5 separate regions of the Homo sapiens genome follow, and all the other regions are linked to region 1. The links are chromatin loops, found by intact Hi-C in ENCODE. Cell type or tissue: IMR-90. All regions are shown on one strand. Links, peaks and the distances in the headings refer to the core of each region. The heading gives the core; the rest is flanking DNA.

Region 1 (6,484 bases), core at 703-5,702:
GCTTCTCTTCACAACAGTTACCACATTGATTGCAGTCCTGTTGCCCAGATGTAGCCAGAAGCACCTCAGTGGCCAACACCTTGCCTCACTCATTCTACAGCCTTGGTACCTGGGATACTACCCAGCACACCATAGGCATTCAACAAATGTTAAACTAAACAGAATAGAGTTAAATGGAATATATAACCAAAGTTAATTCCATATTGGAGAAAAACAAACATCATGGCAAGTAATTATTTGGGGAACACCTAATGCATACCAGCACTGTGTTGGAACTTCACACATTTTATGCTGATTTACTAGACATCTGTGTTACACAGCAGGGTGAAGTGGTGTAAGGAACATGACTTTTTAAAGAGAAAGATCTTGGGTTACATCCTGACTGTGCCACTTCATAGCTGTGACCTCGAGAGAACTACTTAACATCTAATTTTTAATATCGCACTATTCAAGGGATAGCAATGCATTTCTCACAGGGTAGTTGTGCAGACTAAAAGAGATTAAAAGGACCTAGAAAATGTGTGGAGGTTAAACATGAATGCCACTGGGGCTTGAACCTTTCTCATAATTTGACAACTGCTGAGAAGGGCAGGACTTTTTGGCATGTTAAGGTCTCTGAGTTCAGGAATGAAGGGGCCCCCATGAGTCCTGAGTGAGACTTGCTGAGGCCCAGCGATATTGTGTGAAACAGGATTTAAGAGTTTTTACTTTCCAGAAACCAAGGGTAACAGAAGTCTCTGTATTGTAATAGGAGGTCATACCTGCTTAAATACATAGATAGTAATTTAGTATTTGCTGGTGTAAATAGTACAGTACTATTGGGGATACATTAGAAACCTTAGGAACATTTATTAAATGAAATCATAATAGACAAAACCCTTCAGAGTGTGCCATCTCTTTTTTTTGCTGTGACGCTGACAGCTCTTACACTATTTCAAAGAGATTTGGAACAAATTATTGGTAACAATAAAGCCCCTCTAAAACTTTTATATGGAGATGTTTATTGCAACATTATATTCAATAGCAAATAATTACAAATAACTTATGAGATCATAAAGTAAATGATGAGTGATGTTATACCAATATGATAAATAAAATATTATTTATCTCTACAGTAAGGCTTATGAAGACTGTAGGAAATAGAAATAAAGTGCCCAATGTGGCATGCATCTAATTCCATAATTATAGCTAAGAAAATGTAAGACTATCTTTGGATAAGGGCTAATAAAAAAAAAATAGGTATAAGGTAGTATGCAAATATGAATATAATTAGGTTTGGGCAGTAAAATCTACTGATTTTTTTTAATTTTGGAAGTTTACATAATTAAAAATTTTAAATTATTTTAAATGATTTATGAGCATCAGTATCAGAATATTAAAAATATATAAACCAAGATAAATGCTCCAAGCAAGAGAAAAGCAATTACTGACTTACCAAATTATTCTTCTGACATCTTAATTATAAAACCTAGCCATAATTTATTACCAGACCCTAGCTTCCCATTCTTATAACACAGAAAATATTATTTTATGACTTACAATCAAGGCACAATCTCTTAAATAATCTACTTTAGAATCAACTATAAGCAAAAGAAAATTTATCTACAGAGCTATATTATTAGATAACCTGGTTTGTAGCCTTGCAATGTGTATTCAATTGCCTTTATGTCTATTTGCCTATCTCCTAAAATACTCAAATTTCGGATTTTAGCCTAATACACTCACAATCATGAGACTGATTACATAACTGGATTTCAAGGAGAAAAAATAACAAAGAGGAATGAATTAATTATCTGAACTTTAGTTATATATTAGATTTCCTAAACAAGAATTACAGACAAATTTGTTTATTAAGAAAACACTGTTGAGAGGAACATGTCTTTGGAATTATGAAAAATGATCTTCCAGAGTATATGGAAAGTAAAGACATTCTGAGGAAATGTCCATTATGAAAGTCCAAGTGACTATGCTTAAACCACTATAACCGTAGATCTGATTGCTTGATGCTATAATTCAATTATCTTCTCACTACTTTACCTCTCATCTGATAGTGAAATACAGCCCTATTTTTTCCTCTAGTATTTATTCAAATATTTTTCCAAGTATGACACAATGACTTTATCTCCTCAGTCAGTTGTCATTCTTGAGGTATGTAGACTCATCAACCACTAAACCACTGTGGCGAGGACCCTGGTCCATTTGGCCAAAAATTCTGCCCTTGTTCTTCATCCTATTAACCGTAAATATATTAGGAATCTAGCTAGAAGATGTCCCAATTTATTATTCATTATAGCTCTAACAATATTAATGTTAACTATTAAGTATGAAGATGATTTTTTTTTATTTTCCATTAAGTCATTTATTGAGTCACTTACATTATGCCTGTAGTTTAGGTAGGATTAATCCATAATTTCTTCCCAAATTCCCCTGTGATTCGATTCCTTGCAGAGGACCATTAAATATATGATGAGTGGTTGGAAGGTTCCTTCTTATCCTATGGATAAAAGGCTCTAAATGTCTTAATATATTTAATTCTTCATTTAAATCACTTCTGATGTGTGTTTATTATATAGGTAGGCTCTCTTGAACATATAGTCCAGTGCAACTATTAATGCTTTATTTATTTTTTATTTATTTATTTTTTGAGACCAGGTCTCACTGTCGCCAAGCCTTGAGTGCAGTGGCAGGATCACAGCTCACGGCAGCCTCTATCCCCCAGGATGAAGTGATCCCCTTTCTTCAGCCTCCCAAGTAGCTGGGACTACAGGTGTATGCCACCATACCGTGCTAATTTTTGTATTTTAGTAGAGACAGGGTTTCACCTTGCCCAGGCTGATCTTGAACTTCTGAGCTCAAGCCATCTGCCCGCCTCTGCCTCCTAAAGTGCTGCGATTGCAGGCATGAGCCACCACATCTGGCCAACACTTTATTGATAACTGTATGTATGTATAAGCATTTCTAGGTTGTAACAATCCATTGGCTCTCAGTAGGCCCACCAGAGGAGTACTGCACCTGCAATGAAAACCTGTCTCAGATTTCAATCTGCAAGTGTTTTATTATGGGCTGCTAGTAAATTATCCCACAAGAGGTCGCTAAAGCTCCGGTTTTTTTGATGTGTGATTTTTCTGACTTTTTCTCCTTCCTGCAAAGGAATTGCAAAAAATTTTCTGTTTCCCGGTTTTCTATTTCCCAGTCTGTTCCAACTTGACATGAAGGTAGTCAAGAATTAGGGCTTAGTCATGGGCAAGGCAGCTTACTTATGGAAGTTTGTAGCCATCTAGGGTTGCTCAAATCCATCACGTGAACTTCAGAGCATTTCTTACCACAATTTATACTTGAAAAGGAAATACAACCAGGCACCTTCTGACCTCAATAACTAAACTCTTTTAGCTGTAATGTAGACCCCTTTAAAGGCACATTACCACTTTTCAGGCCCTGGGTTGACATTCCAGTTTTCTGCACATACCAGAATGATAGAATAGACATCTAAAAGAGGCCTGCACTCAGTAAATATCTCCTTAGAGAAGATCTAATAAATAAATGCTAGAGGTACCCTCATTAATGGAAAATTGCTGCTACATCTATTTCTTTGGAGGATTTTTAGACTCAAGCAGGCAGATTCCTGTAAAGAATTTGGTTTAAAACAAAGCTGATATTTTAGAAACAATCTCTATTTTCTCCACAGAAAACATAAATATTTTTTAACAAGACATTTAAAATTGTGTTTTAGAGAAAAATCGGCTTAAAATTTGAGAATATTTTCGCCCATCCTTAGAAGAATTTTCTCTTCCCCTTAGAAAAATATTGCCTGAATATAAAAAGGGAATCTTACCTTGATTTCTCCATCTCTCAAATCTCAGAAGAAACAATGCCACTTTTAGCATTCTTGACTAGTAAGATTATTGGCTATATATTTTCTTAGCAAGGGTCACATGTTACATTTTTAATAGGTTCTATTACATAGGGCAGAGGTTATAGGCAAAGACTTCTCTAATGATCTTTCCACTTCCCTTCTCTACGGGGAATATTTAACTTAAAATATTGTGATTTAATCATATATAAAGAGAGAAGTGTTATTGTGAATCAAGCATTTGAACAATTTTATGTTTTCATATGAATATAGAGTGTTAAAATTATAAATAACATTTTAATTATACGGATGGAAAAACCTGGAAAGATCTCAACCCTATGAACATGAAGGATTTATACAAGATGATTTTGGAATCATCCCTTCTAGTCCTAAAATGTAATGACTTTCCTTAAATTCTTATGCTTTTGGACTATAAAAGCCCATTTCTATTTTAATGAGATAACTTTAAGTGGAGGGCTTTTCTTATTTGAATAGCTGTCCTGTTACGATTTGGGAGTTAAATATCAGATAATTAAAATTTAGTTGTTTACAGTTACTGAGATTTTTGCATTATTTCCTCAGCAATAATTTTTTATATTTACAACCTCTATGTTAATGAACACACTATTTCATGAAGTGCTTTTGTAAAATGCTAACATAATTCTTTCCTCATGTCTTTTTGGAGGTAGGAGACTCATATACTTTTTATCAGAGATGCTCATGAACTTGAAGGCCCAAATGAATAATAATATACAGATAATGAATTTCTACTTGACTTGAGCCATATCGCAATAAAGAAGGAAAAATGAAACAGGCTAGCCAGGAGGGTAGGAATAGACCAGTCACAATGCATCAAAAGGCAAATGATAGTAATCAGAATCTCAAAGAATCATACAATGAGTCTTTTTAAAATACCACCACCACCTACTCCACTACTCTGGGCTTGTGTTAGCTGACAAGGCACATTGGTTTTCCCGTTTACTCACATTAAGCCCTGGGTAGGCACAACCAGAGAACATTTCAAATATGTATGGGTTATGAATAAGTGTGAGTCACCGACTTTTAGTCCAGCTGAAACTACATTGTCAGAAGAGTATTAAGCTGGCATTTGCAACCCACATACTTACCTTGTGCCTGACACTGTGTTCTGTATTTAGGACAAAGGCTTTTCTAGTCCATGCACTCAGGTAACTCACAATACAGTTGAAGAAAAGAGATAAGAACACAGACAACTACAGTATTGCATCAGTACTAAGGCATGCATAGCACCCCCACCCCCAGCTGTCTTACCTCTTGGAAATCAGGTTGCATCTTACAATTGATGGTATCTTGCAAATGCCATGTCTAGGCTGCTGTCATAAGCAGTCTTGGTTTGTGTGGGTGCAAACTTGGTCATAGCTGTTGATCTTGTCTTCCCTTCATTGAGGTATGTGCACTGTTGATAATGCATGAGTTGAGTGAATTGCCATTTAAAATGCTTTAAATGTTACCTTATAATTCAGTATTAGAAAAAAAATTGTGGTATGTGCAAGAAGGGCTAGAAACAGTGCAGTGGGATGTATATTTAATGTCACTGAGGTAAATATTTACCATTGGAAGGATGATTCTCATTTCTTATTTTCTTGCAAACCCATAATAAAATAATAATTATGGGTTCTAAGAAAGGAAAATACATGTTGAATAAGTTGTGTAAAATGTGGTGACTATGCTATGTGTCAAAGGATTGTCTATCACCTTGCTACAACCAAGTGTGGTCTCTGGATCAGGTACAGTCTCTGCATCAACATTACCTGAGAAGTTGTTAGATTTGGAGCATCTCAGGCGCCACACCAGACTTACAAAATCAGAATCTTCATTTTAAAGTCCGTAAATGGTTCATATGACATAAAAGTCTGATAAATAATTATGTCACATGCCAAGCAATTCAATGAAAGTCAGGAAAAATTGCCTTTGAAGAGATGAAAGAAATTTCAAAACAACAAGGAGTTGATGTGACCAATTCACTCATGCAGGACTATCATTAAGGTGTCAAACTTCAATATCAGAAACTTCCTGCTGAGTTTGAACAGCAGTTGCCTAACTTCGTGTGACATGTATTTTGATTGAAGAAAAATGAAAACGATCAGTTTATTGAATAAAAAATGCTAACAAACCATGGGCTCTTTGATATGTCTCAGAATCACACTAAAAGAACCCTTTCAATACATATAAAATAAAAATTCTAAGTGATAAGGCTGTGTAATAATTTTACTGGCAGCTTTTTTTGTTCCTTGATGTTACATAAACTAATAGTGTGTTTTATAATTGATGGTGGCATAGACTTGATGAAAAACAGTATAATACAGTGTGATAGGTGCTATAATAGGAAGAAGTGGGAGATGCTATGGAGTAAATAGGTGGTGGTCATATCTCATAATCAAGGTTTGTTACCTTGAGCAAAAGTCAGTCAGATGGAGATGGGAATGAATTGAGGTGGGATGCAGGGAAGTTATTATTCCAAGAAGAGAGAATTACACATGCAAAGCCATCAAGGCTGTTTGTCAAGAAGCAGGTAGAGGGATTGAATCAGTTTTTAGGGGATGGGGGAGTTGGGATGCTGGATTGTGTTTTGCCTTAGCTTTGGTGTTACAGAGC
Region 2 (6,484 bases), core at 126-5,125, 85 kb before region 1:
ATTTACACAAGACACAAATCTTCCATTTGTTTAATATCAGTATTTTTAATGGTTAAAATTTTATGTTTTAAATTTTTAAAAAGTTAAAATCATTTCAAGATAATTAAACTCATTCAAGCCATTCGTTACATTTTTTTCAGTATTTTAGTATATCTTCTTTCAAAGGTCTATTTTTAAAACCCTATTAAACAAAACTTATATTTAAGCTAACTAAATGGAGGTTTTTGTCTCTTTTTTTGGGCAGAATCTCGCTCTGTTATCCAGGCCGGAGTGCAGTGGCAAAATCTTGGCTCACTGCAATTTCCACCTCCTCTGGGTTCAAGTGATTCTTGTGCCTCAGCCTCCCGAGTAGCTAGGATTACAGGTGCATGCCACCACACCTGGTTGATTTTTGTGTTTTTAGTATAGTCAGAGGTTTTGCCATGTTGGTCAGGCTGGTCTTGAACTCCTGGCCTCAGGTGATCTGCCCACCTCGGCCTCCCAAAGTGTTGGGATTACAGTTGTGAGCCACCACGCCTGGCCCTAAATGGAGATTTTTATGAGAAACATAAAAATCTTACCAACTCAGAATACGTTCTCTTTCATTAGACCATGACTCAAAATAGGAAATGAAACGTCTTTCTAACCTTTATGTCTTCTGCAAATTAGGAGCAGAAAGATAGTTTGAACCCTTTGCAACAGTTCACACAAAACATGAAGTATCTTAAATTAGAAGAATAAGCACTGAGTGCCCGGAAGGTATTTAACAACTGTTACTTGTAGACTCATGTAACTTAATATCTTAAATTAGAAGAATAGGCACTGAGTGCAGGGAACACATTTAACAACTGTTACTTGTAGACTTATGTAACTTGGAAAGTAAAAAAAAACAAAGAGGCAAGAAAGGCTCTAAGATAGTATTGTCCAAGAGAGCTTTCTATAATGATGGGAATACTCTAACCAATTTGTGCTAACCAATACGGAATCCACATGTGGCTACCCTGCACTTGAAGTATGGCTAGCACAAATGTGAAAGTAAATTTTTAATTATATTTAATTTGAATTCAAACAGCCATGTGACTTGTAGCTACCAAAACAGTGTAACTCTAAGTTCGTAAATCTGGGAGAGTGGACAGATGGTGGTACCACCAATTGAAGTGGCAGAGAGAGTAGCACGGATACTCAGTTTGGAGGAATCTGACATATCTATAAGTCATCCAAGCTGAAATGTCCAGCAGGTGACTGAATTTACAAATCTGAAGCACAGGTGAGAAAAGTGGTTCCAAGAAAAGTGGGTTAAAGATGAAACCATGAGTAAGACTGATATTAAGGAGGTAGGTAGAAGACCATGAAGGAAACTCAAAGAATGGTATAAGAAAAATTAGGAGAGGATGGTGTCAAGAAAACCAAGGTAACAGAGTTTCAAGAGTGTGATATGTTAAATGCATAGATGTGACAAAATAACTAAAAAATGTTCAATATATTTAGCAAACAGAAATCACTAGTGATTTGGTTGGAGAAGCTTTAGTGGCAGAGGCAAAATTCAGAACGTTGTTCAGGAATGATAAGTTAAGGAATGATGCATCAACAAGGAAAAAGAGATGGCAAAATATAGCCCATCTTTTCCCCTACCCCTTTAGGAAAGAATGTAAAGACAATGGAGGTTATAAGCTGAGCGGGTGACATTGTGATTAGTGTCAAATGACACACAGGGGTAAAGAACCATTCCCAATTGAGTAATAGATATGTTCAGTCATTAAATCATAAGCACTCGAGACTCCCTTGATAAACTCTCCTACAGCTCCCCAAAGCTTATCACGGTAATTTTAAAAAGATATTCCCCAGCTTCTAAATCATACTTTCCATAGATTAATTTAAACAGGCAATTTAGTTTACATTAATACGTTGCTTAGCCTGAGTAAACAACTAAGATTCAGCCAAGACCCTGCCATTATGGTTATAAATTATATAATGTAGAGCTCAGATAAATAAGGCTTTATTACTTTTTAGTTTAAAAGAATAGCCACATATATGTACTAAAAGAACTGAAAGTACCTGAGAATCTGAGGCATAGCTGAGAATTAGGATAAAGTCTCATTTGAATTACTGTAATAACTTAACAATTATCCAAGACATCCCTCGTACCAACAGGATAGGTAATAAAAGATTTAAATTTTAATTGTCTTCATGCCACTTCCCTTTTTTTTTGAGATGGAGTCTCACTCTGTCACCCAGGCTGGAGTGCAGTGGTACAATCACAGGTCACTACAACTTCCATTCCCTGTGTCCAAGCAATCCTCCCCGCTCAGCCTCCCGAGTAGCTGGGATTACAGGTGCACACCACCACATCTGGCAAATTTTTGTATTTTTAGTAGAGACAGGGTTTCACCATATTGGCCAGGTTGGTCTCAAACTCCTGACCTCAAGTGATCGGCCCACCTCACCTCCCAGCGTGCTGGGATTACAGGAGTCAGCTACTGCATCCGTCATGCCACTTTCTTGAAGATGAATTTTATCCTTGCCACTCTTTCTATCATCAATGATTAATTCCCTCAATATATATTCACCAAACACTTTCTATGTGACATTAATATGCTGGGAGCTGGTGATATTATAGCATGGAGTTTCAAGAGAGTGACATATTAAATGCAAAAAGACCTAGTAAAATAAGGACTAAAAATGTTCAACATATTTACCCAAAAGAAGTCATTGGTGACTCTAAAAAGCTTACAGTCTAATGAAGAAGACAGGTAAGTGTTAGAAGACGTGAAGCACATAGAATACCTTACTCTTTCTGGGGGGTGGGGATGGGATAAGAATTCTTGACTGCCATTTTTGCCAATGGCATAAGATGAATAAATAAATAAAAATCCATATAGTACTTAGAGGTAGAAATGCCCTGAAATATGTTACTGCTTCCTAAGTGCAACTTACAGTAAATTCTGCAGGTCTGCACAAATCTTAGCATAAAAGAAATGCAGTTTCTAATAAAACCACACGATGGCACTGTTTACTATGTGAAAGTGAGTTTTTTGCTTTTTTTTTTTAATGGCTTTTTTTCTTTGCTCTAAATCAGTATGGAAGGTGTTATGGAAAAAGGCATTAACAGATTTATAAAAGGGTGATCATCGATAGCACACTGGACCAGGTGATTGCTAAGGCCACTCTCAAATTACTTACTCACCATAGCCAACCTGGTGGCTGTTCAGCCCTTTGACTATAAAACTTCTAAAATCTCTCTCTAACCTCCAATATGGATTAAATGTCTCAACTGGATTTTAACAGCATCTGTTCTATAGCACATAATAATGTAGGTAACAGGTCTGTATAGAAATTAAATTGGAGGGCAGCTATATACAATGTCTAATTTATCTATGAATGTACTGAATTTAGCAGACTGTCTCACATTTTATAGATCATATTTGTTGAATGAATGGATTCACAAATGAAAATGTTTTTATAAGATGGTACAAAATAATTACTCAAGACTTTTCATAATTTAAATTGATGTTTGAAGGAAAAGATAATTACAAAATTAAAATATCCTTTTTTAAACATCAATCTACGCCTTTCATCTTTGCTGAAACATCTCGTCAAAGACATCCTAGTCAGAGACACCTAGTCAAAGACAAATGTACAAAGACATTTTTTACCTAGACTACTGTTAAGAATTTCCTAATGTGATTTTCAAGTATCTACATTTGCTCCCTCTAGAATCTGTTCTCCACATAACAGAGTATATATCTTTCTAAAACACAAATCAGATTATTTTATTCTTTTGTTTAAAATCCCACAGTGGCTTCCCATTGCTCTTTAAATTCTATAATGGCTTCCTCTTGCTATAATGACTGAGAAGACCTCATCATAATTAACATCCCGTTGACCTTAGCAACCTCTTCATGCACCATTCTTCTCCCCTTAGTCTCTGTCCTCCAATCTTGGTGGCCTTCTTTTGATTTTCTGAATTAACCCTGCTCCTTCAAATATCAGGGTTTTTGCATATATTGTACCCTCTACCATAGACCATTTCTTCCCCACCGGTGGCAATGTGTCTCTTCCTCAGGAATGTTTTCCCTGACCCCACAGTTCATCATCCATCCTATACCTCTTTACGATATTTATAAAAATTTATAATTAAATGATAAATTGTGAAATCAATTGTTTTATGTTTGTGTTGCTGGAATATGAAGTCCAGGAGTTCAAGGAATTTGTCATCTTTGTCCACTGACAACAGTAGCTGGCACATAGAAAAGTCTTAATATTTTTTGAACTGAATAAATAATGGCATGGCTGTTTGTGTCTTTTTTAATGCTACATCCTCAGAACCAAATAGTGTAACTGGCACATACTGGGCCATCAATAAATATTTAAGAATCTGAATGAGCATAACCTGAGCTTGAATTAGTAACTCTTCATCCCTACAACATTACCTTAGATTCTAATTCCTTATATGAGACCAAACTGATTTGGGAGAAAGCAGCCAACTAAATTTGAAGACTAGTTTTAAAGTGTTTAAAATGGATGAAAAACATACCTTAAGAAATGCCCAGGCAATTTTCCGAAAGCCACATTCTTGGTTTTGAACCTCAGAATTATTCTTAATTTCATCCACGCTTAAGAAATCAAGAATCTGCAAATAAATTCACAGAAGACTAAGCTACCTAAAATTTAATATTTTCTAATGGTACATTATTAAAACTTTAAAAAATCATTTGTATAGTGCTTAAAAACATTAACCTTTACAGGGAATAAAAACATTTTTATCTCATTTCATTCACCTTAAAGTTAACTCATTCAGTTAGGGAGGGTCCATTTTCTGACTATTTTATCTTTCATTAATAAATACTATGATTTATTTCAAATCCAAAGCAAAGTGTTAATCACCTCAAATATAACCTAGGTACAAATATAATAGGCATAGAATTCTTAAGCTTTCATTGTTTTTTATGTATCACAGCAGACTTTAAAGGATTGTTTGTTTAAAAAACTCACAACCCTATTTCTGGGTCTTTGTCTTGGATCACCTTCCTGAAGTTGGGGTTTTTCTCTTTGGATGTATGTTATAATTAGGCTTCTCAAGAGGATTTCTTCCATTCCTCTATCCTGTCTGGACATTAAAGCTCATGGATTTGCAACCAACCTGCCACAGAGATCGTATTCTAGATATTTATCAAAGGCTATCACTTCAAACTTACTGGTGCTTATTAAAAGCTCAGCTGCGAAAATGAGATTTTTATAGAAAGAAGACTGCTTAAGAAATGATACAGACTCCAATCATCTGTGCTTTTTGGATACCTAAATCTTTTTTACAGATATAATACATGCTCAGTGAAAACATAATATAAAAAATATATAGATCCAAAGTAAAAACAACTTGTAATCCAGACCCATAGATGGTCACCATTAACATCTAGTTTGCAGGCCAAATCTTTTTCTGTGCATTCCTAAACATATGTGTGGAACTACAAATCTAATAATGCTATTTCACAAATTATTTTCATATAGTATGTAGTGAATATCTCTTCATGTCAATACATACACATGAATACCGTAATGTTAATGACTGCCTACTATTCTGTCACAAATACCATAAATTTAACAAAAATTATAACTTATTTAACCAAATCTCTTACTGATCTAAATGTAGGTTATTTTATCTCCCTAAAATTTTTGCTATTATAAACAGTGCTGAAATAAATATCCTTGCACACACATCTTCACGGACTTGTCATTTTTTTCCTTAAGATAAATACCTAAGAGTAAAATAATGGTTTTAAAGACTGTGAGACATTATCAAGTTGTCCTCAACACTTAAAAAACTGAGATCAAAAAGCAGTTGCATAGGCAATAACATATTACATTAAAACTTAAGAAGCAACCAAAAGCGTTTATAATACAACAATCTATCCTTCTTCATCTCTTAATACTAAAATGAATACAGAAGAAAATTGTAACAAATGACAAAGTTTGAAGACAAAAAATTCCTTAAGATACAAATTATATCAATTTTTCAACAATAACAGCTTTATGTAAATCACACACAACATAATCACAAATGTAAATATTGGAATATTTGTATCATAAATACAAATAGACAACCTGAAAGTCAAGGATCATAAAAACAAGTAATTCTACAAAATGAATCTTCGGCACTGGTTATGCCAAGTCCCCTGCTGTTCCCATGCTAAACTTCTCCATCTAGCTTACACTGGAAGGGGGCTTTCTCTATTGTCCTTTGCTTATGGAGACAGAACACATGATAGAGTAAAGAAATGTGGTATTCTAGGTTCAAACTATCTGCAAACGCATTTTTTTTAACTTAAAATTCGAGTAACTTTGGGGAAATCACTTTTATTCCAAACCTTGTTATCATTTTCAGTAAGAAAATTATATAATAACAACTAGTCAGCTCAAAAGCCATGTATTCCATAAAGCTTTCCCTGACTCCACTGACCCGCCACTAACCCTTCACATATAAGTTCTACATCATTTTTGGTTACATATT
Region 3 (5,000 bases), core at 1-5,000, 500 kb after region 1:
GTTGTTATGTCAAGGAAGTTTGTGACTGAGGAGTGAGTTTAAGACATTATTCAGGAAATATGATAATAAAGCAAACAGTCTACATGTGATTATTAAATAAAATCATCTCAATCCTAGAGAGTCTTGATGCCCCCAGCCTGATGGAAGGGTAAGATAAGGACTGGACGGGCTGTCAAAGTGGTGGAAGTGTTGAACTGATGGTGAAATCCTTTCATCTCTTATCAGAGAGGGAAAAAGGAAGGGCACATCTTTCTAATCAAGTAGACCGCTGATTATTCCCTAATTGTGTTGTATGTATATCTGGTTGTTATAGAAAGAGCTGCTAGATCAATATTTTCATAACAAAATTCACCAAAAGCAGTGTCTTCAATGTCTTTATTATTGTTTTATACCCTCTTGCCCCTTCTTCACCTGTTAGGAAGGAGAGTAGGTTTGCCAGTATGCTTTTCCATCCAGAAAAAAGAAAATTCACTTAATCCAGTATGGAAAACTAAACTTATTAACCATGGATTTAGAGAAATAATAAAACAACAATAAAATTACAGTTGTCTTTGCTGGTTTCAACTTTAAAAAGAAATGAGGTGGGAGTAATGAAAATAAAACACACTCTACAACGATCTTTCTCCTCTTCCCCAAGTTTCCTCCTCTCTCCCATGAAGAAATATCAAATAATTGTGTGATAAACCAGCCTTGAAAGGAATGTAGAGCAGAAGCAACAGATTATACACCAGCAAAATGGCATGCCAAGCAAAATAAAGCACTTTGCAATGTGGAGACGTGAAGAGAGGAAGATGGGATTGTTACAATGTTCTCCAAGAAAACAGGGGCTATTCACTTGAATGTGCAAGTTCAAATTGTTCCTACAAACCCAATTTGCTGGCAAAAGTGCCAAATACAAAACTACCCTACTTTCGTTTCTGTCCAAGGCCTTTCACATAAGCTACAGGGGGCATCGCCTTTTGTTGAATTGGTTCTTACTTTCAGGGTTAGCGCCTCCATCTCTGAGACTAGGAACAAGAGGCATGGCCCACAGTTGATGTTGCCCTCGATTCAACCACTCTCAGGTCGGGGACACAGTAGTCAGTGGCCCACATAATAAATCAACAGTGCTCTCCCTCCAGAAGGTGAATTGTTAACATTCTTTTCTTTCTTTCATTGCCATTTATGTCCCCTGTGAACATCCTTTAAAATGCTTGTTCCTTTGAAAATGGGTTTTGAATGAGCCTGAGCCACATATCCAGGCTATGCAGGCCACTGCCCATACGCATGAGGATCTTGATGCTTCCCGAATTCGCATCTTTCGGAGTTAACTGTGGAATGTGATTCAATGTTATTTCCCTTCCAGCTGAAGGGCAGCTGAGGTTATGAAGGGATTTGACTAATAGGTCATAACCCAGATAGGTTTGCCGAGAACCAAATGACACAAGGGGGAGGGATGTGGAGAAGGAGCGAGAGTGATCAAACTGAGGCACTGAGGATCAACCAAGCCCATCCCAGCACTGGTCTTGGTGACTGGGCAAGGTGCCCCCCAACCCCCATCAGGCCCTCCAGAGAGAAGCAGCTGCAGATTGGCTCTGCAGACTCTCAGCTTCCTCTGTTTTTTTGAGAACTCCTTGGGGCTTGCAGGCCTGAGCCTGTACCACAGGGGTGACTCCTCACCTGACACCTCCAGATAACTGGCCTCCAGCAAGGGGGGAGCCCCTCTGTGAGGTTAGCAAAGGGGAAGCCCCGCTTCTTTGCCTGAAGTCCTTAAGAGCTAAGCCGACAAAGAGCTAAGAGTCAACAAACTTTGACAAGCACCAAAAGAGAATTGAGAACAAATAAATCAGAAGAAAGAAGAGGAAAAGCAAATGCTAGAACCTCGATGGCTTTTTTTTTTCTCCCTGCTGTCGTTCCAGCTGTAGCCTGGGATTAATTAAGTGCTGTGAACTCAGTGCCAGAGAGAGGAGGGGAAAAAAAATGCATTCTATCTCTAAGGAAGGAGTACAGTAACAGTTTCTCACCAGAGAGAAACCTAGGGAAGTGAATCGCTCTCGTCGGCAGTGTTTGTGGAGGGCCTGAAGAGACAGGGAGGTTGTGCCAGGCTGGAGGAGGCTTGTCTTTCCGAAGCTGGAGAGGATCTTACGGGGGTTCGCTTTTCCCTGCCTGGGAAGAATTTCCCCTGTGGTAGCAGCAGCAGCAGCAGCAGAAGCAGAAACAGCAGCAGCAGCAACAGCAGCAGCAGCAGCAGCACCACCACCACCACTACCTCCTCTTCTGGGGCACAAGACAGAATGCCTGTGCTAGAGCGATATTTCCACCCAGCAGAGCTAGGCAGGAGGTGGACAGGCCCAGAAGGTGTGCTGCCCTCCTCCCCGGGAAGCCGGCCGGGGTGCCAGCAGGGGCCGCTGCCCTGGGACTTGCCAGAGATGATCAGGATGGTAAAGCTGGTTTGGAAATCCAAAAGTGAGCTGCAGGCGACCAAACAGAGAGGCATTCTGGACAATGAAGATGCTCTCCGCAGCTTTCCAGGTAAATTGACCATGGGGTGTAATAGGTCACAGGACCAAGTCTGATAACTAACTCCCTTTCTTTGTAGAGTCCAAGCCATAGGGAGGAAAATGAACTGTGTAGCATCAGGTCTGAGGGCTGTGACTTCCAAATGTCTGCTGTATGATAGAAATGCATCTTGAAATTAAGAGTGATTTAGTAGGAGGAGCATTTGACTGGAAATCAAGAAACCTGGGTCCTGGACTCAGCTTGACAAATGCTTGCCCTTTGGGCTTGCACAAGCCAAATTTCCTGAGTTTCAGTCCCCACCAAGGAGGGGGTGGAATTGGATGCTCTTTAATGGCCATCCTGACTCTAACATTTCTTGTCAACAAGTTAGAGATATCCCTAGGAGAATATTCTCCTTGGGTGGCTTTTTATCATTCTTTCTATAAAGTAAAATACATTTTCCAATTTTTAACTATGCCATTTACAGCATGTATTATGTTCCCAGCACTGAGTTTGGCATGCAAGCTTTTTATGTCCTGGGCAAGTTGGTAAACTTTCTTGACTTGGTTTCCCCTTTGGCAAATGTCAGCAATATAAACACCTTTATTGATATCAACTCACTCACAAATGTGGAAATAATGATTCCCAGGGACTTTGTCTTGTCATAAGAATGTGCTGTGTTTGGGACGGTTGTGGAGAACTTCACTGTGTTTCTGACAGTGGATACAACCACCACCAAGACACCCAGCATGCCTGGGAAGGATCCCAAGGGGCTTCGTAAACTAAGAAAGCCACAGCTGACTACAGGGCACTCTCTTTCTTTGAGGAATATGTTGCTAGATATTTGGAAAGTGGTGGGTTCACTTCAGAAGAAAGAACATGAGTGTGTGTTTATGCATCTGAAGTCTTGGCTAGGCCTATGCAGTGGAATCCTGGCGTGCCATTGGCGGTGAGGGATGGGGTAGATGGAAAAGATACATCAAAAATTACCTCTCCCTTTCTCGTGGAAACAGAGTAGGAAATAAAAATCTGGCTAGTTTTGATTTTAATGATTTATGCCAGGAACTTTTTTTAAGTTATGACTTAATAATCTGTAAAGAATATTATTAAGAAGTTAATACTCTGGGAAAAGAAAAGATTTAAAAGGGAGAAAAAAACAGGGTTGGTCTCCAGTAAACAATGAGTCCTTGAGTACATAGGAAAGTGAGGGAAACGAATAAAACTGAGGTTTATGTGGCAATTGGGAGAAGGATGCCCAGGGAGATGGGTCTTGGTCAGATGAAATGAGGTAACGCTAAACCAGTGTTGCATGTGAGTAGGGTAAGAAAAATGGAAAAACCCACCTGGGCAGAAAATTTTACTCTGACACTTCAACTCTTAGCACTTTAGGTTTGTTTCAGTCAATTAAATGATTAAAATTCATATTACAAACTGCACCCTTTGATAAAACTATCTAATTCAATAGTTGTTAGCATGTCTGTGGAGATAGGTGTACATTATTATTTATGTTCTATATTAGTGAACATCTAATTCCTGAAAAAGCAATACTCTGGAGAAAAAGCAGAACTCCTGTAGCTTCTTATTACTTAAAAGGCACACTTTTCTGGACATGATGAAGCAGAGCTTGTTGAGTCTTACTATACCTCTCTACCACTGCCTCACATTCAGTGGAAACTGTCTCTGAAGCCACTTGGATTCCCAGGGAAGCTGCACCCTGGTCTGCTGTTGAGGTTGCCTGCCTGTGTGGAGACAGGCTTTATAACACCTTTCCAAAGGATGTGTGTTTGCCTCCTGTTCTTCCTCCTGTGCCTCCTCACTCTCAGGGAGATGAGGGCTCATCCTTACTGGAATGGGCATAAAACCTTTTCATCATCATCCATCTATGCAGCAGCAGGTCATAGGATGCAACCCCAAAGATGAGTGGCTTCACTTTCCAAACTGTCTCTTACCTTCTTCCTTACTCATCCTATTCCTGATGCTGCATTTCCTCTGAGCATCAGGTGTCTTCAGCTGCATCATTTTCACCACAGCAGCACAACAATGGGGCCCTCAGGAACACTTACAGACTATTTCAAAACTTCTGGCATTTTTTTGTTTGTTTTTAGAAAGTGGTGATTTAAGCTGTTTTCAGTTCCTGCACAGAGGCAGAGGTTTATGATAGACAGCTCTTCAAAAAACAGCAAGACACGGTGCTCCCTCGCTCTCTCTCTCTGTCATTTCATCCTTGCCTCAGTCTCCTCAATTTATACTTTCATAATCCTTTTAAGCAACTGACTATGCATCAGGTGAGCCTTGCTTTATGCTTGAAATGTTTCTTCCTTGGCTCAGTCAACTGAAAATTTTCTATTCAAACAACAAAGCCCAGGTCAAGCATCTCTCTCTTTAAAATGCCTTTCCTGATCTCCAGCGGCCTCCCGTCTCCCCCAGTGGTAATCTATTCCCTCCTCTTTGCTATCTTTACCTGTAGTTACTTAACATTTTACATTTATAGCACACATATTTTTGCTGTGCTAGTAACTAAA
Region 4 (6,484 bases), core at 620-5,619, 780 kb after region 1:
AATACACAAATACATATTTATTGCTGTACTATAAAGGGGAATACATCCCAGTCCTTTTTAAAGGTTAGCATAACTTTGTTACCAAACCAGGAAAAGACATTATCAGAGTAAAAAGCTATAGGCTCATTTTACTCATAAATGTAGATTCAAGAATCCTTAAAAAAAAAGGAAATTAAATTCAACAATGCACAGGGAAGGTGATACCCTTGCCCAATTGGGTTTATCTCAGGCATCCATATGTTAGTTTAATATCAGAAAAACTATAGATATAATTCACCATAATAGCAGATTAAGAAAAGAGAAGATTTGTGATGATCTCAAGTTTATGCTGATAAAATCCAATATAAATTCATAATACAAACTTTTAACAAATCAAAAATATAGCCAGTTTCCTTAACCTCATAAAAATGTCTATAAAAAGCTTTTAAGCAAACATCATTCTGTATGGGAAAACACCAGAAATATCTTCTTTAAAGCAAAAATGAAACGAGATGTTCACTCTTACCACTCCTCAATAGCAATAAAAAATTAGAATCATAAAGATAAACCATTTTATTTATAGACGGCATTATTATTTACACAGAACAAATAAGATAATTTATAGGCCAGGTATGGTGGCTCACTCCTGTAACCCTAATACTTCAAGAGTATCACTTGAGACCTGGAGGTGGATCCAGGTGGATCAAGGAGGATCACTTGAGTCCTGGAGTTTGAGACAAACCTGGGAAACATAGCAAGACCTCGTCTCTACAAAAAACTTAAAAATTAACCAAATGCGATGGTTCACGCCTGTAGTCCCAACTACTGGGGAGGTTGAGGTAGGAGGATCTCTTGAGCCCAGGAGTTTGAGGCTACAATGAGCTATGATGGTGCCACTGCACTCCAGCCTGGGCAACAGAGCAAGACTCCATCCTACCCTTACTCCCCTCCCCCACCAAAAAAAAAAGAATTTACAGGTGATATATTCGAAATAGGAAAGGTTAGCAAATTAGCAAGACAGTTGCATTTCCAAACACCAGCAACAAACAACTAGAGATTGAAATTAGAAAGAAGACCTCATTTGTAATACTTCAGAGACTATTAGGAGCCTAGAAAAAAATTCTAGCAAAACATACATAAAACATATACAGGGAATTTTTTAAATTTATTTTTTAGAGACAGGGTCTCTGTCACCCAGGCTGGAGTGGTGTGGCACTATCACAGCTCACTGCAGTCTTGAATAAAGCAACCAAAATGAATGAAATATAGCAACATGCAACAATATGGATGAATCTTACCAATATGAAGTTAAAAAAGTCTCAGCATATTTACATAAAGCATACTATCCTTTTCATAAAATGGAAAAGTATGTTTTTTAGAAATTCATATAGTTGAGTGAAGAAACTGCATAGAAAGAAAGCAACAGATTGATGAATGCTGGTCTTTGGATTGTAGTACCTCAGGAAGGCAAGAAAAGAGAAGAGGAAAGAACATAAGTAAATGTAAGATATTGTCAAAGTCTTAGTGTTTATAATGAGAGATGGATTCATGGTTGCTTATTATATAATAATAATACAACGATGAGGAGAGAGAGAGGGGAAGAAATGGACATTCATAAGCCAATGATAAGAGTGAGTTGGCCGGGCGCAGTGGCTCACACCTGCAATTCCAGCACTTTGGGAGGCCGAGGTGAGCAGATCAGTTGAGGCCAGGAGTTCGAGACCAGCCTGGCCAACATGGTGAAACCCCTATCTCTACTAAAAATACAAAAATTAGCTGAGGGTGGTGGCACATACCTGTAATCCTAGCTACTTGGGAGGCTGAGGCAGGAGAATCACTTGAACCCAGGAGGCAGCGGTTGCAGTGAAGCTGAGATCACGCCACTGCACTCCAGCCTGGGCCATATAGCGAGACTCCATCTGAAAAAAAAAAAATGAGTCATGACCAAGGATTATAATTAAGTGAACTTTGATAGCCCGTGAAAAATGAGCCATAACAACAGCTATAAAAGTTATTGACCAAGAAAAACAAGAAAAGTAGGTGGTTTGGATTTTGCAAAGTTTCTGGAATAAGTAAACCCACTTAGCCACAGTGTGATTAAAATTCTACTTTAAAGTGATATCTGAGACTAGGTAGAAGGAAGATTAAAAACTTTTTGTTATAAGGGATAAGAAACTTGATAAAGGAATTCTCCAGGTTCAGGACAGATGGCAGAGGACAGAAAAAGGCTCAGATAGATGCACAGCAGCGAATCAGGGAAGAAAAGAATCCCCACTGGACCAGAAATACATCAATTCTCTTCAGTAGAGCTAAGAGCTTTGCCAGCTCCTTCCTGAGCAACCCAATATACATCTTTTCAGTTAGTTGTTGTTTTATAGACTGAACACTTATGCTCCCCTCTCCAAATTCATAAGTTGAAGCCCCAAACCCTGATGTGAGGGTATTTTGAGATGGGGCCTTTGAGAGGTAATTAGGGTTAGATGGGGTCATGAGGGTGTGGCACTAATGATGGGATTGGTACCCTTATAAGAAACAACACAGAGCGCTTACTGTCTTTCACTCTCTAACATGTGAGGACACAGTGAGAAGGGGGCCATCTGCAAGCCCGGAAGAGAGCCCTCATCAGGAACTGAATCAGTTGGCACCTTGATCTTGGCCTTCCCAGCCTCCAGAACTGTGAGAAAATAAATTTCTATTATTTAAACCACCCAGTCCATAGCATTCTGTAATGGCAGCCTGAGCAGACTGAGGCAATTGTATAGCAATACACTTACACGTTTACTCACTCATTCAATGGTGTGAGGTTAGTTGTTTCCAATAAAGCCTGTTGCCATTCGTCCAAAGTGAAGAGCCCTTCCAGATATTTTTATTTATTTATTTATTTATTTATTTATTTTGGAGACGGAGTCTCACTCTGTCGCCCAGGCTGGAATGCAGTGGCATGATCTCGGCTGACTGCAACCTCCGCCTCCCAGGTTCAAGTGATTCTTCTGCCTCAGCCTCCTGAGTAGCTGGGACTAGAGGCGCGCACCACCACGCCCGGCTAATTTTTGTAACTTTAGTAGAGACGGGGTTTCACCATATTGGCCAGGCTGGTCTCAAACTCCTGACCTCATGATCCACCTGCCTCAGCCTCCCAAAGTGCTGGGATTACAAGTGTGAGCCAACATGCCCGGCAGATATTGTTATATTTACATGGATGGAGTGGACCGTATCCAAGCATTGTAGACCACTGAGATCAAAACCAGGGAAGAAGCACCCTTACAAAACACTGCTTTAGTGAGGACTATTTCTGCCTGGGAGCGCTACACGTTAAATAATTGAAAGAGGATAAAATGGCTAGATAGGCCAACTTCTCCGCACAACTCAGGTTGGTTACTGGCCTTTGAAGGCAGAAAAACCTGTTGGTCTGAAATCTCAGTGGCTCACTGCCTCCACCTTCTGGAGATTTGGAGACATGGTAGTGTTGTTGTTTGCCATGGTTAGCTTTCTAATTTCCTTTCACCATTCTCATTACTGGAAATTAATATCAGGATAAAAACAACCAAAATCCTATCAAGATATTGTAGTTTGAAGGCTTTAAAAAACACTATGTTCTTTTTAATGTCATTTTTATAACAGGAAAACAGATAACTGGTACCTGGAGTCTCTTTTGTTCAACTTGTTCAGTTTAAATAGATATTTTGAATCTGGGCAGCATAGAAAGACCCCGCCTCTACAAAACATTTACAAATAAGGTGGGTGTGGTGGTGCACACTGGTAGTCCTAGCTGCAGCCCAGGAGTCAAGGTTGCAGTGAGCTATGATTGCACCACTACACTCCAGCCTAGGCAACAGCGTGAGACCCTGTCTCTAAAAAAAAGAATAGATATTTTGTGATCTATAGTCTATTCCATTTTCAACTAAGGACAAAGTAAAAAGTTACCTTCTTTCACATACTTACACAGGCCTCTGTTTTACTTTCATAGATCTTTATGAGTACAAGCCCTGTGTCTTCCAGGCTCTTAAAATAATGCACCATCGATTCATCATAGAAACTCTTAGGAGACTGGAACTAGAAAAGAATTTTCTTTATCTGATAAAGGCTATTTACAAAAATCTACAGTAAAAACCATTTTTTTTTTTTGAGACAGAGTCTTGCTCTGTCACCCAGGCTGGAGTGCAGTGGCACGATCTCAGGTTTGCTGAGCTTAAAGGAGACTGATTGCTGTTCTGGTAAGAAGCTGGAAGATGGCCCCAAATTCTTGAACTCAGCTAATGCGCCATCGCTGATGTGGTTCCTAGCAAGCTCACGTGTGCTGAGAGCTTCTCTGACTATTCTCCTCCGAGTTGTTTTGCTGTTCATGATGTGAGACACACAGTTGCTGTGGGTATCATCGAAGCAGTGCCCAAGAAGCCTGCCAGAGCTGGCAAAGTCACTGAGTCTGCCCGGAAAGCTCAGCAGGCTAAATGAATAGTATCCCTCATACCTGCCCCCAATCTTAATCAGTGGTGGAAGAATGGTCTCAGAACTGTTTGTCTCAATAGGCCATTTAAGCTTGATAGTAAAAGACTGGTTAGTGATAAAAATGCACTGTAAAACCTTCAGAAAGAAAGAATATTTTGTAGACCACACACCACACAATGTGTGTGTGTGTATGCGTGTTTGTGTGTGTGTCAGTTTTAAGTTATTAGTTTTTAAAATCAGTCCTTTTAAATAGAAACAACTTAGGTTGGGCATGGTGGCTAACACCTGTAATCCCAGCATTCTGGGAAGCCAAGGTAGGCGGATCACTTGAGCCCAGGAATTTGAAACCATCCCGGGCAACATAGCTAGACCCCATCTCTACATAAAACACACACATAAAAATTAGTCAGGTGTGGTAGCACATGCTTGTAGTCCCAGCTACTCAGGAGGCCGAGGCAGAAGAATCACTTGAGCCCAGGGAAGTCAAAGCTGCAGTGAGCCATGATTGTGCTACTGCAATCCATCCTGGGTGACAGAGCAAGACCCTGTCTCAAAATAATAAATAAGTGGAAACGACTTGGCAAAAAATCTGCCACAGAATTTTGAGAACTATTAAAATAAAGTCTAATGAGAAACATGTGTCTTGGTCAACACTGAAACTTCTGTAGAAATGTGAAGTCATCTGTTTCTAGTGTTGAAAATCCGCTGAAACTTGATGAGAATTTGAACTTTGGGGGTTAACATTTTTTCCAGGGCATGAATTGAGGAGTTTTGTTGTTGTTGTTGTTGTTGTTGTTGTTTGAGATGGAGTCTCGCTCTTGTCACCCAGGCTGGATTGCATTGGTGTGATCTCAGCTTACTGCAACCTCTGCCTCCCGGGGTTCAAGTGATTCTCCTGCCTCAGCTTCCCGAGTAGCTGGGATTACTGGTGCCCGCCACCACGCCTGGCTAATTTTTTTGTATTTTTAGTAGATACAGGGTTTCACCATGTTGGCTGGGCTGTTCTCGAACTCCCAACCTCAGGTGATCCACCCGCCTCGGCCTCCCAAAATGTTGGGATTACAGGCGTGAGCCACTGCGCCCAGCTTGAATCGAGTTTTTTTTTTTTTCCCACTTATGTCCAAAGAGGAATCCTGTTTCAAGTACCTAGTGAAAAGCTGTGGAAGGGATTTGTTTGTTGCAACACTATTGTTTAGGACAGAAAAGCAGAGTAATTTTGTTTATATGAAATCTAAGTTGGGGGCAGGTGCAGCGGCTCATATCTGTAATCACAACACTTTGGGAGGTTGAGGCAGGAGGATCACTTGAGACTGGGAGTTCAAGGCCAGCCTGGAAGATATAACAAGACCCTGTGTCTAAAAAGTAATTTTTAAAAAAAATAGCCAGGCATGCTGGCACATGCCTGTAGTCCCAGTTACTCAGAAAGCTGAGGTGGAAAGATTATTTGAGTCTAGGAGGTCGAGGCTGCAGTGAGTCATGATCACATTACTGCACTCCAGCCTGGGCAACAGAGTAAGACCCCATCTCAAAAGAAAAGAAAAGAAAGAAATCTAAGTTGGAAGGCCAAATTGTAAAGGCCATGTGTTACATATCAAAAAAAAAAAAAAAAAAGTGGGGTGAAAACCAAGAAAAATTAGCAAGAGGCATGAATATCCAAATGGCCAATTAAAAATAAAAAAGTGCTCCATGTCATCAGTAACCAAGGAAATGCAATGAGATGCCACTGTAGACCCACTGAAATGGCCAAAATTAAAAAGTTTAATAAGACTGGGATGGGAATGTGGAATAACAGGACATCTCATCACTGCTGGTTAGAATACAAACTGGTAAATATATCTTAGAAAATGCCTTGGCATTGTCAACTAAATTTGAACATTTGTATTCTTGTCATCAAGCAGTTCCACTCCCGGTATATAAGATATGTGTAAGTTGATTGGGCCCGGTGGCTCACACCTGTAAGTCCAGTGCTTTGGGAGGCCAAGGCTAGAGGATCGCTTGAAATCAGGAGTTTGAGACCAACTTGGGCAACATAGCAAGACACCATTGCTACAAAAAATAA
Region 5 (6,435 bases), core at 1,436-6,435, 320 kb after region 1:
TTTTAAGGGTTCATGTGATTAGATTGGGCACACTCAGAAAACCCAGGATAAAATCTCCCTACTTTAAGATTCATAACCTCAATTAAATCTGCAAAGTCCCTTTTGCCATGCAATTAACATGTCCCCACGTTCCAGGAATTAGAGTGTGGACTTACCTGGAGGGCATGTAGCCTACCACAAATTTGATTTGTGCCCCAGAAATTTGCTCCCTCTCTTCCGCATCACCAATTATTCCCCTTAACTGCATTTTTTCCATCAGTGTACAACATGCTGATATTCCTTTTCAATGACTGCTCCATTTCTCTGCTCTCTTTGGGGCAAAACACCTTGAAATAATTGCCTATACTCTTTGTTCCCAATTCTTCTTTCGTTTTTCTTAACCTTTCAACTTTCTACTACACTCAACCTTCTTTTGTTAAAGACACAAATGATTACACATTCTAAGTTTAAGGGTCAATTTTCAATCTTCATTTAAGTGTCATTTTACACAGCTGATCATTGAAATAGTTAATTTACCTTCTAAGGCACCATTCTCTCTTGGTTTTTCTTATACTTTCTGGAGGCTCCTTGTCAGCCTTCCTTGCTAGTCCTTCTTTATATTCTTGACAGCATAATCGTGGACTGCCTGCAGCTCTTCCATCTGCATTCATTCCCTTGGTAATTGTATCTAGTTTCATGGCTTTAAGTTCTACAGGTATACAATGACTTCCAAATTTATATCTACAGCCCAGAACTGTACCCTAAACTGCATGCTTATATATTCCACTGCCTAGTCAACATCTCCATGTAGATATCTTACAGGCAAGGTTAACAAATTCAATATCAAACTTCATCTTCCCCACAAAACCTGCTTCTCCCGCCATCCCTTGGTCAGTGCTAGCTCTGTTCTTCTACTTGATGGAACCCCAAATTTTGGAGATGTCATTGGCTCCTCTCACTAATCTCCCTCCTTTGTACTTAGCACCCAATCCATTTAACAAGTCTTATTGTCCTTAACACCAACATATAATTGGAAGTAAACCACTTCTAGCCACCTCCACCAAAGCATCGTGGTAGACACCACTAGGATGTCTGGCTTGTTTATTGCAATATATCGTTTATTAGACTCTCTTCTACCTTGACCTCCACATGGTAGCCAGAGCGATCCTGTCAAAAAGTAAGTCAGATTGCCTCATTCCTCTCCTTAAAGCCCTGTTTCATGCAGACAGGAAGCCAAAGTCCTTACAATGACCTAGAAAACTCTCCTTGATCTGTCACCTCTGCACCCATTGCCATATCCTACTACTTACCAGCCAAATACTCCAGTCCCCAGAGCCTTGCACTTAATGTCCTCTTGTTTAAAATGCTCTCCCTATGCCTCCCTCATCAACTTCCCCTTTGTGTCCAACATCATCTTTGCAGTGGCACCTTCTCTGCATACTCACTTTAAAATTGCAAGCCTCTATCTGACTAGTGACCCTTCCCTCTCCTGTTTCTTCTTCACAACAGTATTACCACCCGATATCCTATATAAATTTTTTATTTGTTGTTATGGCCATTCTCCTTTCAGAAGAATCTAAGTTTCGTGGGGTCAAAGAATTACGTGTTGGAGGGTGTGTATGTGTGTTATATGTTTTCACTGCATTCTCCCCAGCACCTAGAACAGTGCCTGGTACAGAGTACACAATCAAATATCTGTTGCTGTTCAGTGAAGGTCCAGAACTGTTATTTATTTCACCTCAAAACCAGGCTCTTCTCCCAGTCTTCCCCATGTCAGTAAATGGCAACTCTAGTCCAGTTTGCCCAAGCCAGGAACCTGGAAATTACTCTTGATTCCTCTCTTTTTCTCACACCTCTCATCTTCAAATACTGCCAACGCTCTCTGCAAATACACAGGCCCCCTTCCAAAATCTGGCCCTCCCACCTTCTCCACTGCTCTCACCCAAGTCCGAGCCATGATGTGCTCTCACTTAGGTTAGCACAGTGGCCTCATTTATTGGTCTCTCTGCTTCTACTCTTGCTCCCTAGGAGTCTATCTTCCACAGAGAAAAGAGAGAAATCTCTTCAGAATTCGTGTCGAATCATAGACATTCCTCAGTTCAAAACACTCTGATAGGTAGGTTTTCACCTTGGAATAAAATCTAAGTCGTGTGCATGGCCTGTAAGACATGTCCTGATCTTGTCCCAGACATACCTTCTGAAACTTATTTCTTCCCTTTGCTCATTCTCTTCCAGCCACTCTATTTCCCTTCCTGTTCCTTGGCTCTGCCAAGCACTCATGTGTTGTGGGACCTTTCCATGGCTTCATCTGCATGGAAGGTAGAGGCACACAGTACCTGCTATGTCCCATCATTCGGGCCTCCGCTCCAAGTTGCTTTATCAGAGGGCTGCCCTGATCATCTTTCCTAAAATAGCACACACACCACACACACACACATGCACGTGTACACACACACCTCATTCTCCTTACCTTATTTTGAAGCCCTCATTGCCAACTGACATTATACGTTTACTTATTTTTCTTTGACAATTTCCCTGCTTCTCCAAAATGTAGACTCCATGGGGGCAAAGAACCATCTGTTTTGTTCACTATTGTAGCTTCAACACCAAAGATAAACCCCAACAACTACAGGGATGCTTAATCCTAGCGCCTAGGCTCTTAGGGATACATAAATACTTTCTTTCTCAAAGAAACAATATTAGTATTTGAAAAAGGAATGTGGACATTCTTTAGTGTTGCGCCCACCCCTAAAACATAGTCTGCCTCGGAGCAATGGAGAAATCTGATTGGCCCCTGTGGGTCCCATGCCCCCTTGTGGCTCTGTCGTGGGAATGGGGCTGGGGGCAAAGTCCATGCAATCCATAGAAGATAGAGGAAGGAAAGTTCCGCCCACCGCCCACCCAAAAAAGGTCTGTTAGCAGAATTTAGGATGGGGATGGGGAAAAGGAGGAGGATGTGGGGGAGGCAGAAACAACAGATGGCAACTATGGGGATTTTTCCAGAGTGGGAAGTGTAACCCAGGGATAAGCTGGGGTCCCTGGTAAAGGAAGTATCCCTAAATAACTGGACCTTCATACTCTTTGGGAAAGAACAAGCTGAGGCCCCAGGCACACCTGCATGGCATCACCATAGCCTTGCTTCTTGAATGACTCCTGCTGGCATCAGGAGGCATCTCCCTGGCAGGAACAAGCCTGAGGCTTCACCACGGAAGCTGGAGGAAACGCAGGGACCCATGGCACAAACTGACACAGGAGTTCTATGTTTCATTGCACATCATTTTGTTCACCAGTGCATTTGTACGATTCTGCCTCTATGGCTATCAAGTTTAATTAACAACTCATTTTTAGGTAAGAGTAAAAATGAATTAGGTAAAAAAAAATAAGCAACAGCTGCCAAGTGAGCATGGAGCACATACACTCACAGATGGAAAAAATCTACATCTTGCTGCTATGATTTAGCTCAGGGTTTTATATTTAATTTTTGTTTTGTTTTGCTTTTGTTTTTATACACCTCACCACAAGGTATTTTAAATTCTTTAAATGTATTCCCGAATATAGAAAATGTTTCTTGGGCTCTCCTGAGAGTGGGGTGCCCAGGCTGACCACAGGCACACACACATTCTTCCCATAGTACAGTACTTTAAAATTAATAGCACATGCAGAGGAAAAACTAAACCCTTTGACGTCACTCTTGAAATGAGGAAACATAAACAGAAAAGGCTCCACTCCAGTAAGCTGCCAGAGTTGAAGCCGATTGGTCTCTGCTTTTCCTTGCCTGTGGCAACTGACAGCACCTCCCAGCCTAGCAGGCCGGCGGCTGCTCACCCAGCCAGTCAGTTGGTCTGGGCACTGCAGCAGGCTCGGCTCTGTCCCAGCACTTGTCTGGGAGAAAAGTGGTGTTACTCACCCAGGGAGAGTCTCTCTTTCTACCTTCCTTCTTTCTCGATCTCCTTGTGTGCTTTTGTGTTTCTTTATTTCTTTTCCTTTTTTTTCTTTTTTTTTTTTTGTTACTTAATTATATTCCTAATCCTGGATGAAGTTGCTGGATTCTGCAGCACAAGTCTTCATGAACAAGCAGCACCGCTCAGAGATTTCACGGCATTCAAAGGTCACAGAACTGCCACTATGGTTAAATGTCTTGTTTAATGGTTGAGGTATGTACAACAAATTTAAGCGGCAAGCTCAGTTTTCTTGAGAGAATAGAGTCACAGAGAGATGGCAGGATTTTTATTTAAAATGAACCTGTACATATATATGTTTTTTGTCTGTGATTGTTACTACAGCAACCAGCTTTTGAATTTCCTTCCTTTTTCTAGGCGAACTGACTAAACATTATCACTTACCCTGAATTAACCGTTTAAGGGCAGCAGGGTTTCATTCCAACCAGTGTAATGAGACTCCGGCATTTTCACTGCACTTTGAGCCCACACTGAGGTGGTCTTTAAAAAAAAAAATAAAGAATGCAATATTTTTTTTCTCCAACATAAATCTTGGAGTTGGGTAATTTTCATTTTTGGTGGGACAGGATAGGAAAATGCTGGTAAAGGGATTGGTAAGGTTTGTGGAACAGGGAAGAAGGAAATTAGTTTTTTTCTTGAGTTTTTCATGTTGGTTGATAGCAGACTTCAAGATGAAGAAATTAGTGGCAAGAAGGGAAGAAGCTGATAGTGAGACTGAAGGTAGAAAAAAATCAATAGAAGATGTCCAAAAAATGAGCTCTGAAGAAAAATCCTTCATCACCTTGTTGCATTTTTCAAAAAATGTTTTGGATTCAGAAGTCCAGGAGAGATGCAAGTACTAAGTTACATGACCAGAAATTTAGATATTATTATTTATAAAGGAAAGTAAAACTTCTTTATTACCACTGCAAATTTGCTAATTATCTTTTCCTACAATAGTTGAAAATGGAGTCAGATATTCAATTAGGGGCTTAAGTGATTGAGCCTGGGGACTAATTAATCATTTAAAAATTCTGTTCTTCATGTGCTCTAGCCAGAGTGACTATTGCAATAAGAGTAAACCTCTTTGCACCAGAGACAGGCATAGGCATTCATATACAGTAAACACACTAAATGCTGCAGGAAGATTGGCAATTCAATACAGGGCTAATGTTGTTTTCAGTGGCACATTATTATGTCTTAAGGAGGATCCCTGCTAAAAATCATTCCTATCCAAAGAGTCGGTTTTTGTAACAGCAATTTAAGTAATATATGGTTACCATGGATTTCCCTATTACCCTTCTCAAAGTTATGCAATAGCAAATAAGACAGGATTATTTGAAATCCTTACCCTGTTCCAAAATTTCTAACCGATTTTCTTAAAGTTTCTATTCTCAACATTGAGAACCTGAAAGCTTTAAAACTGGGTCATGTTAGCAGTAATATTAAGCACGATTTCAAACATGAGGTGTATTTCAAAGGGTTAAAAAAATTAACTGCATAAGACTGGAATGTACTAAGTTAAGAACTGCAAAAATATTAGCTCTGAAATGCAGAGGATGTGCCGTGAATGGACAATTGCTTTTCTGCAGCGCCTAGTGGGAAAACAAGGACTTTGTGTGTTGCAAACGCATAACTGCAGCTCCTCCATTTCCTCTGCTTTATCTTTTATTACTGGCTGGTGAAACAAAGACAGGTGTCAGTAGTTACGTCTTGATTGACATTTTCTCCAATAAAATGAAGTCACTTTTGTCTCAAGTAGAAGCCCACAGTTAACTAGTTGCAACTCCAAAAACTGTCTCTGCCTTGTAAGAATTTTTACCTGACACTGTAAGCTGTCTAATTTCAGAATGTACTCACTCTCTTGAACAACATGTGACAAAATCAGTGGTGACTATATGTCAGCAAATTAGCTGGGAGAATTTTTTTTTTTAATTAAGTTATTTAGGGCAAGGGTGGAAAAGTCTAAGATGTGTCAGGGACAGGCATTAATTTAGGGAAAATAATTACACGAGTGCATCATTTAATGCCTTACACAGGGTTCAGCACAAAGCTACTCACTGTCAGTTCTCCATAAAAACCTAGTTAAAATGTTTGCCTAGAATTTACTACCTTTCATATATTGTAAATTATTTAAATAATTTTGGTCTTTTCATGTGTTTTTGAAAAGCACTTTTGGTGTCAGTCCAGCCTGAAATATTATCTAAAAATCAAGTCAATGATACAGAGAAGGACATTTCAAACACTGACACTTTATTTTCAGCCTAAGGACATCTTAAATGCAAAAGTAAAATGACCAAGTTTCCTCAAAGTGGGAATGTACCACCTGGAAAATGCCTCAGCCTAGTAATTATTCGTCTGAAGTCTAACTTGTTGTTAGCCAGGCCCAAATCACAGGAGGAAGCTGTTTGTTGACTCACAGAAGATAGTGTTGGAAGGAATTTATTAAGTGGTAAGCTAATCCCAAAGAATACTAAAAGGGCTTTGTTTATATTAAAGAGAAGTGTCAAATTTAAGG

The links. Hi-C counts contacts between places; a loop is a spot of excess contacts. Peaks named below come from ENCODE experiments on the same cell type or tissue, not always from the same donor. Only the 100,000 strongest peaks of a DNase experiment are listed, where the experiment ranks them.
Region 2: a loop joins it to region 1, with 4 times the contacts of the local background. A loop is called at or near these places in 20 of 110 quality-filtered maps.
Region 3: it touches region 1 in a loop (5-fold over the local background); 11 of 110 quality-filtered maps call a loop at or near these places.
Region 4: a loop joins it to region 1, with 9 times the contacts of the local background. A loop is called at or near these places in 35 of 110 quality-filtered maps.
Region 5: a loop joins it to region 1, with 5 times the contacts of the local background. A loop is called at or near these places in 6 of 110 quality-filtered maps.

What each region holds. Positions count from the first base shown.
Region 1 is chr6:135,533,025-135,539,508 of GRCh38, forward strand. The region is part of intron 2 of AHI1-DT (AHI1 divergent transcript); the gene reads left to right. Among named protein-coding and RNA genes, the nearest start is that of AHI1-DT, 38 kb to the left of the region's middle. In IMR-90, for the core only: a CTCF peak has its summit at 3,083 (motif pointing right); DNase peaks (open chromatin) are centred at 3,237 and 4,857; H3K27ac peaks cover 1,111 bases.
Region 2 is chr6:135,448,828-135,455,311 of GRCh38, forward strand. AHI1 (Abelson helper integration site 1) reads right to left here. Exons shown (of 29, transcript NM_001134831.2): 11 at 4,514-4,609. Among named protein-coding and RNA genes, the nearest start is that of AHI1, 46 kb to the right of the region's middle. In IMR-90, for the core only: a CTCF peak has its summit at 2,975 (motif pointing right); no DNase peak of the experiment used is centred there.
Region 3 is chr6:136,036,018-136,041,017 of GRCh38, forward strand. All of the region lies in intron 2 of PDE7B (phosphodiesterase 7B), which reads left to right. Among named protein-coding and RNA genes, the nearest start is that of PDE7B-AS1, 34 kb to the right of the region's middle. RefSeq lists enhancers at 1,787-2,287, 2,288-2,788. In IMR-90, for the core only: a CTCF peak has its summit at 2,368 (motif pointing right); a DNase peak (open chromatin) is centred at 2,014; H3K4me3 peaks cover 3,570 bases; H3K27ac peaks cover 4,226 bases.
Region 4 is chr6:136,313,806-136,320,289 of GRCh38, forward strand. No RefSeq gene overlaps it. Among named protein-coding and RNA genes, the nearest start is that of BCLAF1, 27 kb to the left of the region's middle. In IMR-90, for the core only: a CTCF peak has its summit at 3,420 (motif pointing left); a DNase peak (open chromatin) is centred at 3,406; H3K27me3 peaks cover 419 bases.
Region 5 is chr6:135,847,887-135,854,321 of GRCh38, forward strand. It overlaps PDE7B (phosphodiesterase 7B), which reads left to right and starts at 3,815. Exons shown (of 13, transcript NM_018945.4): 1 at 3,815-4,133. The coding sequence starts at 4,113. LOC101928373 (a long non-coding RNA gene) reads right to left here. Exons shown (of 3, transcript NR_187609.1): 3 at 6,150-6,435. RefSeq lists a silencer at 3,602-3,839. In IMR-90, for the core only: no CTCF peak of the experiment used is centred there; a DNase peak (open chromatin) is centred at 3,725; H3K4me3 peaks cover 2,690 bases; H3K27ac peaks cover 2,290 bases.